Linked DNA regions of Homo sapiens: region 2 is linked to region 1. The links are chromatin loops, found by intact Hi-C in ENCODE. Cell type or tissue: PC-9. All regions are shown on one strand. Links, peaks and the distances in the headings refer to the core of each region. The heading gives the core; the rest is flanking DNA. Region 1 has its middle 7.8 kb from the start of CHST3. Region 2 has its middle 27 kb from the start of DNAJB12.

Region 1 (2,906 bases), core at 122-2,621:
CGGTATCAAACAGGGAACAAGTAGGAGGTCTGCTGGTGCATGGACGTCAGATGAGTCCATCAACCCCCACAACTAAGACTTGATGTTGGTAGAGTTGCTGAGGCAGGACTGGCTTGTCTGTCATAATATAAAAGAGTATTGGAAGATGTCCGGGGTCCGGGTCTAAAACCCCTTGTGGCCTTTGGAACACCAAGCTCTGTGCCAAAGGGTGGAAGGCTGCCCTGCCGCACCACAAATTTAAGCCCAGGGCATAAAACTCCTCATGACTTGGATGGAATCCAGGGCTCAGGGCATACAACCCCTCGTAGCCTCTGGAATGTGCACAGACTTGTTGGTTGCTCTCCCAGGCTCATAAACATGTTCTCCATTATCTCAAGCAGCAGAGCATATTCATATGTGTCAAAGAAAATGCTAAAGTGTCACAGCTACGCTTGATGCACCGCTACCTTTCTACCCCCATATCCGCATGTCCTCACCACCTGCTTCTTTGTTTGATCACCAATAAATAGTGTGGGTTCCCAGAGCTCGGGTGCTTCACAGCCTCCATACCAGCATTGGCCCCCTGGACCCACCTTATGCACTCTTAACTTGTCTTTTCTCATTCATTTGACTCTGCCAGACTTCGTAGCCCCCATGGCCTAGTGTTGGGTCTGATCACCCTAACATTTCTGGCGCCCAACATGGGGCTATGAAGACCCTGGTGAAGGAACACTAGAGCATGTGGAAGCAGAGGACACATTGTCAGAGGACACCCGAGGATGACTGAAAGAAGCTCGGCAGGTAAGCTGGGCACTCGTAAGAACCAGGGTAACAATGGGACAGAATGAAAGTAAACATTCTGCTTATTTACATTTCTTTTTTTTGTGTGTGGGTGGCAAGCCACCCAGGCGCCAAGGCAAGAGACTGAAGGCACAAGCTTGTTACAGTATAATAAAGAAAATACTTAAAATAAGAATAGTTATATTAGACGTAGAATATAGACACGATTATATATGAATATTATCAATCATTAGTTTGTAGCATTACTCTTTATTCCAATATTATAATAATCTCTGTTTTACAATTATAACCTAGGAAAAACCAGGCCATACAGAGATAGGAGCTGAAGGGACATGGTGAGAAGTGACCAGAAGACAAGAATGCGAGCCCTCTGTCACGCCCAGACAGGGCCACTAGAGGGCTCCTTGGTCTAGCGGTAGTACCAGTGCCTGGGAAGGCACCCGTTACTTAGCAGACGGGGAAAGGGAGTCTCCCCTTCCCTGGGGGAGTTAGAGAAGACTCTGCTCCACCACCTCTTGTGAAAGGCCTGACATCAGTTAAGCCCACCCACAGCCATCCAGAGGCCTAAACGTCTCCCTGTGATGCTGTGCTTCAGCGGTCACGCTCCTTGTCCACTTTCATGTTCAGCCCTGTACACCTGGCTCTGCCTTCTAGATAGCAGTAGCAGAATTAGTGAGAATATTAAAGTCTTTGATCTCTCCAAGAAATTCATAGAAGAAATAATGGCATAAGCTGTCCCCTCTCTCTCTCTCTGCCTCAGCTGCCAAACAGGGAAGGGCTCCCTGTCTGGTGGACATGTGACTCACATGACCTTACCTATCATTGGAAATGACTCACATTCCTTACCCTGCCCCCTTGCCTTGTATACAATAAATAACAGCACAGCCAGGCATTCGGGGCCACTACCGGTCTCCACATTTTGGTGGTAGTGGTCACCCGGGCCCAGCTGTCTTTTCTTCTATCTCTTTGTCTTGTGTCTTTATTTCTATGATCTCTCGTCTCCGCACACAAGGAGAAAAACCTACAGGCCCTGTAGGGCTGATCCCTACATTTTTTGAGACAGAGCCTTGCTCTGTCACCCAGGCTGCAGTACTGTGGCACGATCTCGGCTCAGTGCAATCTCTGCCTCCCGAGTTCACGCCATTCTCCCACCTCAGCCTCCCGAGTAGCTGGGACTACAGGCATGTGCCACCATGCCCAGCTAATTTTTTGTATTTTTAATAGAGACAGGGTTTCACCGTGTTAGCCAGGAATGTCTCGATCTCCTGACCTTGTGATATGCCTGCCTTGGCCTCCCAAAGTGCTGGGATTACAGGCGTGAGCCACCACTCCCGGCCTTAGTTATTTAAATTTCTTAAGGCATTTATTATGGAAAGGGGGAGTGAAAGTTAGTACTCAGAATTTATTAACACTCTTTAGTACAGTAGAGCAGTTTGCCCATGGTTCCCAGAACAAGGGACAATGGGGTTGGATGAATGGGAAAGAATTGGCAGAGATTTTAAAAAGGTGCATAAAGAAGGAGCCAAAATTCCAGTTTCTGTTTGGTCAGTGTGAGCATTGATAAAGGCAGCTCTTGAGCCATTTCAAACAATGACAAGACAGATTCAGATGAGGAAGAGGCAGACAAGTGTAAAAAATTAACTTCAGATTCTGAATGTGAGGAACAGGAACCAGAGGAAATTAAATAAAAGAGAGGGAAACTGAAAAAGGTACATTTCACTAGCCTGTCGGTTCCACCTGCTGAATTAAGTGAATGGCCACCTCCTCCCTCTCCCCTTAATGGACAAGAACATGAACTAGCTAAAAAACTAAAAAACTGCTCCTGTAGTTGCAACATTAAAACCTGGAGCTATTGGTGGCGCTATACAAAATTCTATTCAAAAGGCTAGAGCCGAGGGAGACCTTGAAGTATGGCAATTTCCAGTTACTATAACCCAGCAAGGAGGGCAGAATATAGCTAATTGGGCCACTTTTCCTTTTAAGTTGTTAAAGGAATTCAAGCGGAAGCCATTAGTCAATATGGGCCAAATTCTCCTTTTGTACAAACTTTACTAAAAAATGTGGCTCTTGATAATAGATTAATACCATATGACTGGGATACTTTAACAAAACCTGTTCTCACTCCG
Region 2 (2,906 bases), core at 190-2,689, 370 kb after region 1:
GACAACCTGCTGGGGTCTGCTTCCACACTGTGGACGCTTTGTTCTTTCGCTCTTTGCAATATATCTTGCTACTGCTCACTCTTTGGGTCCACGCTGCTTTTATGAGCTGCAACACTCACTGTAAAGGTCTGCAGCTTCTACTCCTGAAGCCAGCGACGAACAACTCCAGATGTGCCGCTTTAAGAGCTGTAACACTCACCGCAAAGGTCTGCAGCTTCACTCCTGAGCCAGCGAGACCACGAACACACCAAAAGGAAGAAACTCGCGACACATCCAAACATCAGAAGGAACAAACTCCAGACGCGCTACCTTAAGAGCTGTAACACTCACCGCGAGGGTCCGTGGCTTCATTCTTGAAGTCGGTGAGACCAAGAACCCACCAATTCCGGACACAAGGCTAGCAGGGCTGACACCTATAAACTCAGTGGCTGACAGAGGCTGACATCCTTAGTGACTGAACTAGTGAGGTCTGTGGGATGATAATTATAATAAGATTTTTTTTTTGAGACAGAGTCTCGATCTTGTTGCCCAGGCTGGAGTGCAAGGGCGTGGGCTCACTGCAACCTCCGCCTCCTGGGTTCAAGTGATTCTCTTGCATCAGCCTCCTGAGTAGCTGGGATTACAGGCGTGCGCCACCACACCTGGTAATTTTGTATTTTTAGTAGAGACAGGTTTCGCTGTGTTGGTCAGGGTGGTCTTGAACTCTTGACCGCAAGTGATCCACCTGCTTCAGCCTCCCAAAGTGCTGGGATTATAGGCGTGAGTCACCACGCCTAGCCTATAATAAGATTTTTTTTTTTTTGAGACGGAGTCTCACTCCGTTGCCAGGCTGGAGTACAGTGGCACAATCTCGGCTCACTGCAACCTCCGCCTCCTGGGTTCAAGCCATTCTCCTGCCTCAACCTCCTGAGTAGCTGGGACTACCAGCATGTGCCACCAACACCCAGCTAATTTTTGTATTTTTAGTAGAGACGGGGTTTCACCATGTTGGCCAGGATGATCTCGATCTCTTGACCTCTTGGTCCACCCGCCTCGGCCTCGAAAAATGCTGGGATTACAGGCGTGAGCCACCTCACCCAGCCGATAATAAGATTTTATAAGTAAATGATACAGATGAAAAGTGCCTCCTGGCCTAGCGTGTCCATGGCGGAGGCTGGAACTCCGATCTTTGGGCTCAGTGCTTCCATGCCAAGGTGGGACCAGAGAGAGACTGAGGACTAAAGACATCCACAGAGAAGCAGCTCTGAGCACCTGCGGTGGCCTCCCAAGGCCTGTCACTCACAGCCTGAACACCATGGACACACTTGCTGCCCATGTGGCCCCTGCAGTGGTGGTAGCTGGCTTGTTTGACTTGTGGCTGGAAGCAAAATTAGGGCCCACGATGCCACCTTCTGCACGCAGGCCATGGGCTGGCAGCCAGCAGATGGCAGAGCCTGCCAGAGGTGATTCCAGGGCTTGTGGCCAGGGCAGCACTGGGGCGGCCGGGGACAGAATTGGGTCTGACTCCAGGAGTGGCTGGCCTGAGTGCTGGAGAGAGCCTCCTCCTCTACCCCTTGGGGTGGTGACCTCTTCGGACAGGAGTCCGCACTCCTCTCAATGACCAATGTTTGTGATTCTCATTTTGGCCCCTGCTACATTTGTCCTTACGCAGGGAGAGGAGACCTGGGGCCTTTTCAGCAGGATCAGCAGGACTCTGCTTCCCCCCGGAGGCAGGAAAAGGAAAAAGCCCCCGCCCAGTGCCCGTCCCATGAGCGACTGCTGCCTCCAGCCACCGTCCAGCTGGATGCACACCGTGGCTGATGGCCCTGGGTCTAAGCCCTCTAAGATCTGGGAGAAGTGTCCCCCAGCCAGGGTGTGGGTTTATGGCTGCAAAGCAGCTCCCTAGGGTGACCCTGGGCAGAGGAGTAGGCGAGGCTGGGAATGCTGCAGGTGGGGACAGTGCCTCAGTGCTGATGGGCCCTTCCTTCACTCAGCCTCCCATGGAGACCCCAGGTTGTGGTGCCCAGGCCCTGGGGCTGCAGCCCTGAACCTCTTCTCCAGGGAAGCCTTTGCCTAAGAACTACACAAATACCTCCAGAACAGGATGTGAGAGGCCCAAAAGGGCCAGGCCAGACCTCCCTGAGGAGGTGGCAGGAGGTTGGGCCCTGAGGGGTGAGAGGAACCTCAGGCAGAAGGGAACCCGGGTAGCAGGGCTCCACGGTGGAGGGAGGGGCTCCGCAGGCTGCAGTCAGGGTGGGAGGGCCCTGCACAGTATGTGGGGCCAGGAGGAGTGCAGGGGAGGTTTTGGGCTGTCAGTGTGGGGGAATGAGGCCGGGCCTGGCCAGCTCCATTCTGGCCCCACTTTCTCCATCTGAAGGAGCCCGCTGCATCCTCCTGTGCTGCCAGGCACCTGTCTCTCAGGCCTCCTCATCTGAGTCCATCAGGAAAATGAGAATAATCCAGTCGAGGTAGTGGGACTGCCAGCTGGGGTCCCTGCAGGCCCTAGCCTGATCCCTGCTCTGACTAGCACGGGCTCCAGTGGGGAGCTGCACCCTGCCTCCTCAAGGAAAAATCCAGCCAGGGAGCAGCCCTGCCCTCCCTCCCTAGGGACTTTGTTTAGACCAAATTGGTAGGAGGGTGGGGAAGGTGGACAAAATGTGGCAGGCCCTCCCCTCCCCAAGCAAAGCCCCAACTCCCGGGCTCTGGGCAGACTAGCCGTGGGGTCCTAGAGAGCGCCTGCCCGCCTGCCCCTCTTCCTGCCTGAGCCCTGGACCTTTATTTCATGCCCAAGTGGCTGTGAGAGTGACAGGAGGTCCAGGCCCTGTCCCTAGGGAAATATCTCCTTACAAGGGTCTGGGGCGGGAGTGACAGTCCTGTCTGCCCTGTTACCCCCTCCACCACATGGCCTTCTCTCAGCTTATAGAGTT

Evidence for each region. Peaks named below come from ENCODE experiments on the same cell type or tissue, not always from the same donor. Only the 100,000 strongest peaks of a DNase experiment are listed, where the experiment ranks them.
Region 2: a loop joins it to region 1, with 11 times the contacts of the local background. A loop is called at or near these places in 54 of 110 quality-filtered maps.

The regions. Positions count from the first base shown.
Region 1 is chr10:71,955,093-71,957,998 of GRCh38, forward strand. No RefSeq gene overlaps it. Among named protein-coding and RNA genes, the nearest start is that of CHST3, 7.8 kb to the right of the region's middle. RefSeq lists silencers at 398-613, 1,078-1,187, 1,635-1,854. In PC-9, for the core only: CTCF peaks have their summits at 1,261 and 1,464; DNase peaks (open chromatin) are centred at 1,269 and 1,579; H3K4me3 peaks cover 402 bases.
Region 2 is chr10:72,326,785-72,329,690 of GRCh38, forward strand. No RefSeq gene overlaps it. Among named protein-coding and RNA genes, the nearest start is that of DNAJB12, 27 kb to the right of the region's middle. RefSeq lists an enhancer at 1,794-1,993. In PC-9, for the core only: CTCF peaks have their summits at 1,706 (motif pointing left) and 1,908; a DNase peak (open chromatin) is centred at 1,697; H3K27ac peaks cover 1,190 bases.